Linked DNA regions of Homo sapiens: region 2 is linked to region 1. Evidence: read pairs that join two places in POLR2A ChIA-PET (ENCODE). Cell type or tissue: GM12878. All regions are shown on one strand. Each heading gives the region's core, and the rest is flanking DNA. Links, peaks and the distances in the headings are about the cores only.

What was found. ChIA-PET counts read pairs that join two places held together with the same protein. Peaks named below come from ENCODE experiments on the same cell type or tissue, not always from the same donor. Only the 100,000 strongest peaks of a DNase experiment are listed, where the experiment ranks them.
Region 2: POLR2A ChIA-PET joins it to region 1 with 8 read pairs; 7 of 35 experiments call an interaction of 5 or more read pairs at or near these places.

The regions. Positions count from the first base shown.
Region 1 is chr17:17,824,209-17,829,578 of GRCh38, reverse strand. The region is part of intron 1 of SREBF1 (sterol regulatory element binding transcription factor 1); the gene reads left to right. Among named protein-coding and RNA genes, the nearest start is that of SREBF1, 10 kb to the left of the region's middle. RefSeq lists enhancers at 989-1,710, 1,711-2,432, 5,069-5,248, 5,259-5,308. In GM12878, for the core only: no CTCF peak of the experiment used is centred there; no DNase peak of the experiment used is centred there; H3K4me3 peaks cover 50 bases; H3K27ac peaks cover 233 bases.
Region 2 is chr17:17,894,923-17,900,292 of GRCh38, reverse strand. It overlaps TOM1L2 (target of myb1 like 2 membrane trafficking protein), which reads left to right. Exons shown (of 15, transcript NM_001082968.2): 3 at 1,619-1,697. Among named protein-coding and RNA genes, the nearest start is that of SREBF1, 61 kb to the right of the region's middle. RefSeq lists an enhancer at 2,490-2,539. In GM12878, for the core only: no CTCF peak of the experiment used is centred there; a DNase peak (open chromatin) is centred at 2,642; H3K4me3 peaks cover 751 bases; H3K27ac peaks cover 958 bases.

The DNA of each region.
Region 1 (5,370 bases), core at 175-5,174:
TGGCGGTTTCTGTGCAAAACACATCAAGGCAGCCTTGGAAATGTGAGTGAAAGCACCTTCAAAGTTCTGGTCACAGCCTTGGGACTAAGCAAAGCCACCAAAAGTACATAAAAGACAATGACCATCACCCAGTGCCGGTGATGCTAGAAGGAAAGGGAATACGTTGTAGGGAAGGTTGTAAAGGGCTTTATCTTTTCCAGACTGGAGCCTGGCAGCTCGAAAACATCTTGCTGCCTTCATATGAGCTTTAAAACAAGCTGCAGAGAAACAACTCAAGAGGGAGAAATATATATATATATGTGTGTGTGTGTGTATGTGTGAGTGTGTGTGTGTGTGTGTATACATATATATATATATATATATATATATATATTTTTTTTTTTTTTTAAGATGGAGTCTCGTTCTGTCACCAGGCTGGAGTGCAGTGGTACAATCTCGGCTCACTGCAACCTCCGCCTCCTGGGTTCAAATGATTCTCCTGCGTCAGCCTCCCAAGCAGCTGGGACTATAGGCACATACCACCACGCCCAGCTAATTTTTGTATTTTTAGTAGAGGCTGGATTTCACCATGTTGGCCAGGATGGTTTTGATCTCCTGACCTCGTGATCTGCCTGCCTTAGCCTCCCAAAGTGTTGGGATTACAGGCGTGAGCCAGTTTGTTTTTAGAGACGGGGTCTTGCTCTGTCACCCAGGCTGGAATACCATGGCACAATCACAGCTCGCTGCAATGTTGAACTCCCGGGTTCAAGGGATCCTCCCACCTCAGCCTCCAGAGTAATGGAGACTACAGGCTCATGCCACCATGCCCAGCTATTTTTAAAACTTTGTAGAGATGGGGCCTTGCTACATTGCCCAGGCTGGTCTTGAACTCCTGGGCTCAAGTGATCTGCCTGCCTTTGCCTCCCAAAGTGCTGTTATTACAGGTGTGAGCCCCTGCGCCTAACCTTAGCACTGCCATTTTGACTGAAAACAGGTGCCCAGCAGCAGGGGCTACTCCCAGAATTGCCACTGCATCAGGCCCGTGGGTTGTTTTCAGCTGCCAGTGATAAGTATGTGCCCTGGGCCACCTCTCGGACAAGGTGTCTGAATTGGTGCCGACCAGCATCACATGTAATTGCCATCTCGCAGGTGCTGCTGAGGGTAATTCCGCACACCTGTAGCTCCGGGAAGAGCCTAGTGGGGAGGAGGAAACGTGGCTCTGAGGTTTATAGGGTCAGACGGTCAGTATGTTGGGAGCTGGCATGTGGAGGGGCACAGACAAGGGAAGAATGGGAGGTGGCATCAGAGCAAGTTTTGATGGAGGAATAGGAATTCACCAGGTGGAAAGGGCATTCCTGGTGGAGGGAACAGCCTGGCCTTCAATAGCTTGTGGTGTTCAGAAAGCAGGCAGGGAAAGGGAGGCCCAGGGAGACACCAGTTAGGGGATGGGGGTGGAGGCAGACGAGGGTGGAGGAAGCCATGGCTGGAGTCTGCACGGCCTCTGACTGGGGTCCCTGCTGTGGTCAGCCCTGTGCTGGGTGAGGCTGGGGTCACAGCTGGTTCAGGCCCTGACAGGAGGGGCCCCCAGCTGAGGCCCAGCCTCTAATTTGGCAGGGCAGGTGGATAGGTCTGGGGGGGTGGTGGTTAGGAAGCCTCCAGGAGGAGGCAGTGCCGGAGCTGAGCCTTAAAGAGCTTCGTGTTGTCCTCTCTGTCTTTGCACTCTGCACACACTCACTGAACTGCGACAAATGAGGATAGCTGGTCAGGGCAGAGGCAGGCCGGAGTTGGGGCTCACTGCTGTCCCCCACAGGCTGGGGCTGAAGGGCAGGCTCTGGGGCCGCAGAATGGGGTTTGTGTACCAGATTCTTCATATGGCAGCTGTGGGACTTTGGGCACGAGGCCTCCGTCTGAGCCTTAGTTTCCTCAAGAGGACCTGCGCCCAGGTGCACCTGGGGCTCCAGCCATGGGTGCGTCCCATTCCGGGAAGAGCTGGCACACACTTGTGCCCCCGGGGCAGCCATGAGTGCACAAAGGGCAGCCTGTGCCACTGCTGGATACACGACCAGCTGAGAACACGAGGACCGCCGACTCCAGTTAGGAGGATCAAGGAAGTGCCTGGTGGGAGCAGAACAGCAGGTGGGGTGCAGCCCAGCTCCCTGGAGGGATGGTGGGCACCCATCCTCACCCTGCTGCCTCCATTAGCAGGCCGAGAGGGTGTGCTCTGGAATCCCATGAGCACCTGTGCCACATCCTCCCCTGTGGCTGACCCTTCTTCACAGTTGGTGCAGCTTTGTGGTCTGTAGTGCAGGGATCAATTGGCAAATCCCTTTCCCACCCATTCCCTGGAGAATTGGGGTCCTTGGCTCAGATGACAGACCAACCTGAGTTGGAATCCCAGCTCCTTGGTGGCCGTCCTGGCCTCCACCCCCTCACTGCCTCCGCTCCTCCTATCCTGCCCACGCCCACTGCAGGGCCTTTGCACACACTGTTTCTTCTGCCCTCCCTTCCGGCCCACTCCCTCATATCATTCAGTCCTCCTTTCAGATGTCACCTCCTAAGATGGGCTGCCCTGACCACCTCATCTATAATGGCCCCAGTGCCTGGCACAGGATTGGCACACAGTAGATATTGTCAGAGATGGATCTGGGTTCTGTGGACAAGGCTGTGGGGGCAGGTGAAGAGCTCCCTCTTCCAGGAGGTTGTTTGGGGTTCAAGGCCTTGTTTGGGTTGTAGGCTTCTGTGCTGGTCAGCGTTGGGCCCTACAAGCGCATGCCATGAGGCCTGCCCAGGATTTCCCTCATGGCCTCACAGAATACATCGGCCAGAGTCATTAAAGGGCGCCTGCATCTGCCTTCAGAGAGAGGTTTGAAGGTAGAACTGGGGAGGGATGCCAGGTGGGGGTTCAGGTTTCCTGTTGGGTCCTGATAGAATCAGGGCAGGAGAGGAAGAAGAAGAGGGAAGAGGAGGAACCCAGGCTTGGGGAGGGGTGGCAGGGCTTCACAAGCCTGGGGAAGGTGAACTAGGGAGCAGTTGGGGCCACCATGGCCCAGAGTCTATGCCTCCTCTTCCTTCCTGTGTTCAGAGTGTGTGTGGGAACCACAAGGGCCTTCTCAGTGTTCATAGGGAAGCCCGGTTCACCCATGGGTGGGCCGCAATTTGGGTGCCACAGTGAGCCCCTAGAGACCAGCTCTCCCAGCTTCCAGGACAGGGACTAGGGGAGGCAAGAGAGGCTCTTCCTTAAATTGTGCACCCAAGGTGCCTCAGCTGCCTTACTCTAGACTGGCCCCGTTAACTCCCCTTAAAAAAAAAAAAAAAAAGACTCAGTCGAATGGTAATGGAGCTCCAACGTGAATACTGCAAGTATCAGGCAACTCACTACCTGACTTTCCAGTTCTAAACCATTCTAATTGCTGTAGAGAGAACTAACCTTTGTTGAGACTGTTGAGTGATGGATGTTTTACACACTTGCTTTCCCAGAATTCCCACCTCTGGAGATCGTAGGTGTGGGAGCTCAGAGGGTGGGGAGTGGACTGTCCCCATCACACAGCAAGGGAGGGGCTAAAGGAAGAGCAGGGCCTGGCATGCAGCCCCAGATAGCCCACTTGGGTGTGTCTCTGAGGGAGGCTGCAGGGCTGGCTCTAGAGTTTCCTTTTTCAGTCTTAACCTGGTGACCAGCTTCCACAGAAATTGGCACGGTGACTCATGCCTGTAATCGCAACACATTGGGAGGCCGAGGTGGGAGGATCACCTGAGGTCAGGAGTTCGAGACCAGCCTGGCCAACGTGGTGAAACCCTGTCTCTACTAAAAATACAAAAATTACATTTCATTACAGGTGTGGTGGCGCACACCTGTAATCCCAGCTACTCAGGAGGCTGAGGCAGGAGAGTCACTTGAACCCGGGAGGTAGAGGTTGCAGTGAGCTGAGATCGTGTCACTGCACTCCAGCCTGGGTGACAGAGCCAGACTCTGTCTCAAAAAAAAAAAAAAAAAAAAAAGAAATTGGCCAGTAGATCAGCCCCAGGGGAGAGTGAGCCAGGGTTTGGCCAGGCCTTGAGTTTCAGAGGCTGGCCATGGCCAGTGGCACCCAGGCCCTTCCCCCTTCCTCGGGGCATCTTAGCTTAGTCTGTGCCCTCTGCCCAAGGGCCAGCCCTCTGTTCCCAGGTCACACCCCCTCCTCTTGGAAGGCCCCCCCCGCCCCACCCCCATCAGAGTCTTTAATGACTCTGCTGCCCCTGGGGCTCAGAGAGCAACCGCCCTCTCCCATCGCGCTTCCTCAGTGGGATGGGAGGGGGTTAGAGCAGGAAGATGAGACAAATAAAGACACAATAAGAGGCAGGAATATGTGGTAAAGCCAAGATGGGTAAGGGGAGGGGACAGGCTTGACTGTTCACAGTGGCCCTGGCCCTGCTGTCTCAGGCTAGTATCTGCTTGTTGGTCTCACCACATTCTAGGCTCAGAAACTGGGGAGCAAAGTAATGAAAGAACCAGGCTGGGAGGCCATGGGGAACTCATGCCTGGAGTTCAGCTCTCAGTGTGCTTTTGGGTCAAGGACGCTTCCCTGTCTTAAGTCACTCATGTCAGAGCCTTTGCCAAGAGCAATGCTGTGTTTTGTTTTGGGGGTGAGGGAACACCCGCGGGCTGAGGGGAGGGTTGGGCCATGCTAGAGAGGCCGTCTGTTGTCCTTGAACCTCCCAAAGCTGGGAAATAAGGGCCTGGGCTGGACGGCGGTGGCGAGGACAGGTTGCGAGAGAGACATGGCTGGGTTTTCTTGCTTAGGGTCCTGAATAGAGAGCAAGGTTGAGGCCGCAGGGACCCCAGCCCCCAATGGACTGCTGAGTCGCTGGGTCTGCCCAGGGTTCAGGCACCCTCTCAGGTTGCAGCCAACTGGGGTGTGGACCAGGCAGAGGCGCTGGCCTGCAGTTTGGGGCAGAGGCAGGCTTTGCTGGTGGTCTACTTGGCTGCAAAATCAACTGGCCAGGCTCTGATCACTTTGTGTGTGTGTGTGTGTGTAACTTTTACCTTTGACAAAAGAGGGAAGACAGGCCCAGGCACCTCCTCAAAAGAACCCTAGAGCCTGTCACCCCTTCCTTACCCATCTTCTGTCCTAGGGACTGCAGCCCTTCCTGGCTTCCCAGGGCCCTACAATGAATAGTGGGTCGGGACTCACTTGGTGACTGCTGGGTTGTGAGGCCTTGAGGGGGAGGGGCAGACTTCACCCATCTGGCAGAGGGACATCGGTGCTGGCAGTCAGGAAACCCTTATTTCCAGGCCTCAGTTTCCCGGAAGTGACCTGTTTTCAGGAGTGGCCTCATCCCAGACCATCAGCCCCGCTGTGGTGAGGGGTGGCCCCTTCCTGGGGCTGCCCTAGAAGGGGGAGGTCCCTGCACCCA
Region 2 (5,370 bases), core at 167-5,166, 71 kb before region 1:
CCATCTCGGCCTCCCAAAGTCCTGGGATTACAGGAATGAGCCATAATGCTGGACACACTTTCTCTTTTTTATTTTTATGGAGATGAAGTTTCACTCTTGTCGCCCAGGCTGGAGTACAATGGCGTGATCTCAGCTCACTGCAACCTCCGTCTCCCAGGTTCAAGCGATTCTCCTGCCTCAGCCTCCCGAGCAGCTAGGATTACAGGCAGCTGCCACCACACCCAGCTAATTTTTGTATATTTCAGTAAAGACGGGGTTTCACCATGTTGGCCAGGCTGGTCTCAAACTCCTGTCCTCAGGTTATCCACCTGCCTTGGTCTCCCAAAGTGCTGGGATTACAGACTGTGAGCCACCATGCCCGGCCCAGTTTCTCTTAAATTAAGCTGATTAGCAGAGCATCAACCCTTTCCCCTCCTCAACTTCCTCATACACATTTGAAGGGGCCTTTTCATTTGGTAGAGTATAAATGTTTTAAAACTGTAGGAATAGGAGATCCCTGACTTAACAAACGTGCAAGCTGGGAAAGACCAGTATATTGACACATAGATTAGTGGAAGGCTGGAACCCATGTGTGATTGCAAAGCGCTGGCCCACAGCCGGACTGAGGGCTCCCCAGAGCATAGGGTGATGGGTCAGGTCAGCACAGGGGCTTTGTGCCAGGGGCAGCTGCTAGGCCCACAGCTTTGTTGAATCCTGAGTTAGAATAAATTAAATTACATGTTAGACACAAGACCTACATGTAATATGTATACTTAGAGGGCTGCCTGGGAATCCTGACTCTAAGGTATAAGAGTAATTAAGGAAGAACTCACTCCAACTTCCAAACAGCTCCACTCCAACTTTTGGACAGAGCCCATTTGTGAACTGAGTACTGTCTATAATTCTGCAAGATTTTATCTGGGAATCCACCTCAGATCTGTCACCTAAAAACACAAAACTTGTTGGGTTTTAAGGAGACTCACTTAAGCTTTCTCTGGGAAAAGGAGTTCCATGGAATTCAGGAAGAGCCGGGCATCCAGGGCTCACAAGGACCTGGCACGCTCTCTTCTGTGTCTCTCATATGGTTTCTCTGGAAAAACTCTCTTCTATGTACCCACACACCAGTGGGTTAGTTAGGGTTTTGAATAAATAATACTTGCATGTGATACAGAATTCAAGAGGTCTGCAAAAAGGCAGTCCAGTGAAAAACCTCCCTCCGCCTTTGGTTCCCTTCCTTAGGGGCAGCCACAGTTACCAGGTTGTTATAGCTCTTTCTAGAGAGTCTCTTCCCTACGCTGGCACCTGTGCTATGTATGTTTGCTTTCCTTCTATAACTCAACTAATAGCAAGCTTTGTACACTGTTATGCAAAGAACTTTATGCACATGTCTTTGAGTTTGGTGTATATTGGTGCATGAGTTTCTTTATTCTTTTTTGCAGCTGCATAGTATTCCATTGTGTCAATGATTTAATTTAACCTGTTGTGTATTGATGGACATTCAGTTTGTTCCCAGTCTTTTACATTTACAAACATGCTGCAGCCAGCAAATAGTCTTGCATATATACTAGTTCACATATCTGTAGGATCGTGTCCTCAAGTGGGATTGTAAGTATCTTTATATGTCTGTTCTTTTTTCCAGGCCAAAGGATGCCATTCGAGCCCTGAAGAAGCGGCTCAACGGGAACCGGAACTACAGAGAGGTGATGCTGGCATTAACAGTGAGTGCTATTCTCCTTGAGGAGAGAAGTCATCTGGGGAACTCCTTGCTCCTGGCCTTGCCCCCCTCACAGGGCCTTCCCTCTGCCCACTTAGCACAACCTCTGAATGGCTTGGTGCCTGGGCCACTGGAGTCCAGCAAAGCCTTCTGGTATTGCCTTTGGGTTTTCCTGTCCTCTGAAACAGGGAGTGGTGAGCTTCAATTTGGTAAATGTATACGAGCAGAAGATAAGGTGTGTGCAGTGCTGTCAGGTACAGAAGCCCAGAGCAGAGGAGCTAAAGGTTTTGGGTGGGTCCCTTTTCTGTCACCAGCCTGCTCTGAGACTGAGACCAACTCCTTCTCTAGATATCAGTTTCCTCTTTGTAAAAATGTTGGCCAGGCGCGGTGACTCACACCTGTAATCCCAGCACTTTGGGAGGCTGAAGCGGGAGGATCTCAAGGTCAGGAGTTCAAGACCAGCCTGGCCAACATAGTGAAACCCAGTCTCTACTAAAAATACAAAAATTAGCCAGGCATGGTGGCAGGTGCCTGTAGTCCCAGCTACTCAGGAGGCTGAGGCAGGAGAATTGCTTGAACCCGGGAGGTGGAGGTTGCCGTGAGCTGAGATCGCACCACTGCACTCCAGCTTGGGCAACAGAGTGAGACTTCGTCTCAAAAAAAAAAAAAAAAAAAAAGTTAACTTCCACCTATTGAGTACCTGCCCCTGCCTGGGACTGTGCTGAACTTTTTGGACATTAATGAATATGTTTACAACCACCCTCCAAAAGAGATTTTACTATCCTCCCCCGTACAGATGATGAAACTGAGGCTCAGAGAGGTCTGGAGGTTTACCCAGCCTTCACAGCTAGTGAGGTGTACTGAGCTGTGGATTGCCATCATAAAGTGGTCTTTTGCATGGGGTAAAAACTGAAAATAGCTACAAAGACTCTTGAAAAAGTCAGCCAAGTGATTTTTTTCAGGAAGGAACAGACCAGATTTTTGCCCTTACCAAAGCTGTCAGAGAATTTAAAAAGACGACTTCAGGTGTTATTTCTGTCTTGAGAACTAACAGTTTTTCAGATGTGGCAAAATCTGGGCCACAGTGAGTTCTTAAAATAGAAACTGTAACAGGTCACCAGGTCAACTTCTCTGGGGCTTTGAAATAGTAGGTTATTTATCCAAAACAACCATGTTTCCTTTTAAAGCAGAGAACCTGTTTGGATTTTTTGCCCAAGCGAAACCCCAAAACTTATTAAGAGAGTTCTGCCAGGGAATTGGGATTTGAATAATAAAGGAGAAAAGACTGGTTGAGAAATAGGGAGTTGAAGCTTTTATTTTATTTTTTCTCAGAATTTGAGCCACAGCATTCACTAAACCAGGAGTGATGCCCAAAACGAGTGGCTTTCAATAACTCATATCACGAGGGAATGAGCTCTAATATATCAGGGAATTTTACTGCTATCTAAAACATCTCCATTTACACACCCAACTTCATGGTAATCGTGTTGGATGGAAATCTTTCTAAAGTGAACTCTGCGTTTACTTGCCTTCCTCTAGCAGGGCATGATGGACACTGTTTGACCTTTCCTTGGGTTAGGTCTTCACTACAAACCCAGCCATGCCTTTGGGAGGCCTGTGAAATGCGCAGGGCTGCCGTCCCTACACTGAGGCCCCATCCTAGCGCGCTTTGCATGGTCTCACGTCTGCTGATAGGGCTTCACTTACTCTCTTAGTCACTTTCAGTCCTCCTGTTTCCTGTGGCCCTCTCCGGACTTCATATCTGTACCCACCAAAATTGTTAATATTTACCCAAAATAAGTTAGTAAGAAGCCCTGAGGGGCTCTCTGCTTGTGTCTTCATTTGTGGACTTAAACATCACTTCTGATTGCTTAGAGGCCCCGTTTACTTTCTCCATGGCTTTTGGCTTCATTCTGGAAAATTACCACTGTATGTTTCATGCCTTTCAACCTATAGGGACAAAACTGCCAGGGTCCTGTTTGGCAGGGTGGCCTAAAGCGGCTCTTGCCAGCCCAGGGAGGACCTCCTAGATCTCCTGCTCAGATAGGCTTTGGGGCTGCTCTGTGGCACATGCATCTCTGTCCAGGGCACTTCCAAGACCAGGCTGGGACACACTGACCTTGAGGACTGCTGTGCAGGAGAAACTAAGCATGTATTCCCTAATGGCGGGCAGTGGTTCCTGCCACTGTTGCTCTGAGAGTGGAGTGGAGCCCCAGGCTGCTCTACTCCTCAGACCTATGCCTGTTTTTCCAATTCTCTTCCCCACTCATAATTGCAGCCTCACCTTTCCCACCTGCTTCTCACAAAATAAAGCATACTTCTTGCCATCTGCCTTGACCCCAACACCCCACTGCCTGAGTTGGGAGGAAGGTTTTAGAGAATCCTAGAGAGAAGGGTGCCTGTAAGGCCCTTGAGAACAGAAAGAACCCCTCTGGTTCATTTCAGTGCCCCCATGGATCACTACAAGAGAGTGAATGCCAATTACCTCACGGTTACCAGAATCAGGCACAAGCAGAGACTCAGAAAGGAAAATGCCTCCTTGGCTTAGTAAAACCTGTGGTCACTCAGAGGCCCTGAGGGTGCTAACCTCCAGAATCTTCCTTGGCAAGCCCAGAGGAACCCGGGGCCTCCTAAGGTGCAGCCAGCAGCAAGGCAAGGAACGATTCTGGCTGGCTGCGGAGCTGCCTGGCATGGGGAGTCCCAGCTTTGGCCTCCTAGGTTAAGTTACATGGTACCTCTGATCCTCAGCTTCCTCATCTCTAAAATGGGATGATTCCCATCTTACAGGGTTATTTCAAGGACCAAAGGGGGGAACAATAAATCTAACACATGTTGCCTGTCATCTGAGGCACTCTTAGCTGATGTGGCTGCTTGGAGGAGAGCTGTGAGGGAGGGATGGCCCTGTGGCCTCAAGGTGGGCGAGGAGACTGGGGCTCCAGAGAAGGCTAATCACAGCTCTTGTGCTCCTTCTGGCACTGACTGACAATTTGTACCTAGATCAATGTCTTCACCTTTCTAAACCTCTTAACTCTAAAACATGGGATATTAAGGTCCACTTAAGGAGAAGTAATTAGTTGTGAGAATTGGATAAAACTCCATATGTTATGGAAGGATCTCTCATAGTGCCTGGCATATAGTCGCATTCAGTCAGTGTTCCAGTTATGGACCTTTCTTTACGGCTATGTTTTGTCCAGGTAAAGCCCACTTGCTTGGACCTAGCCCTGTGGGATGGCTGCAGAAGTTAACCAGTGGTTGGATTAGTTTGGGCAAATGAGAATAATTGAGGTAGTCAGAAATGTTCCCTGTTGCTGGTGACATCGTTTTGAGGAGGCATTCCCCAGTTAGTAGACTGTGGCACTGGGGGCTGTTGGCATGGGAAGGGCCAGGTAATCCTATGGGTTGGTTTACACAGTGCTGGGAAGTTCAGAGCACTCCCAGTTGGCACCTCCGAATTCCAAGAGGCTACATACCTGTCCTATGGGAGGATAAGAGGCCATCCCCTTCGTCGTGTGTACAGCAGCCTTCTGAACAGTAATCACGTAATCATGGTCATCAGTTATTGGGCACCTCCCCTATGCAGGATACTTTGCTATGTGCATTATTTTATGCATGCATGCATGCATGTATGTATGTATGTATGTATGTATGTATGTATGTATGTATGTTTTTGAGACAGA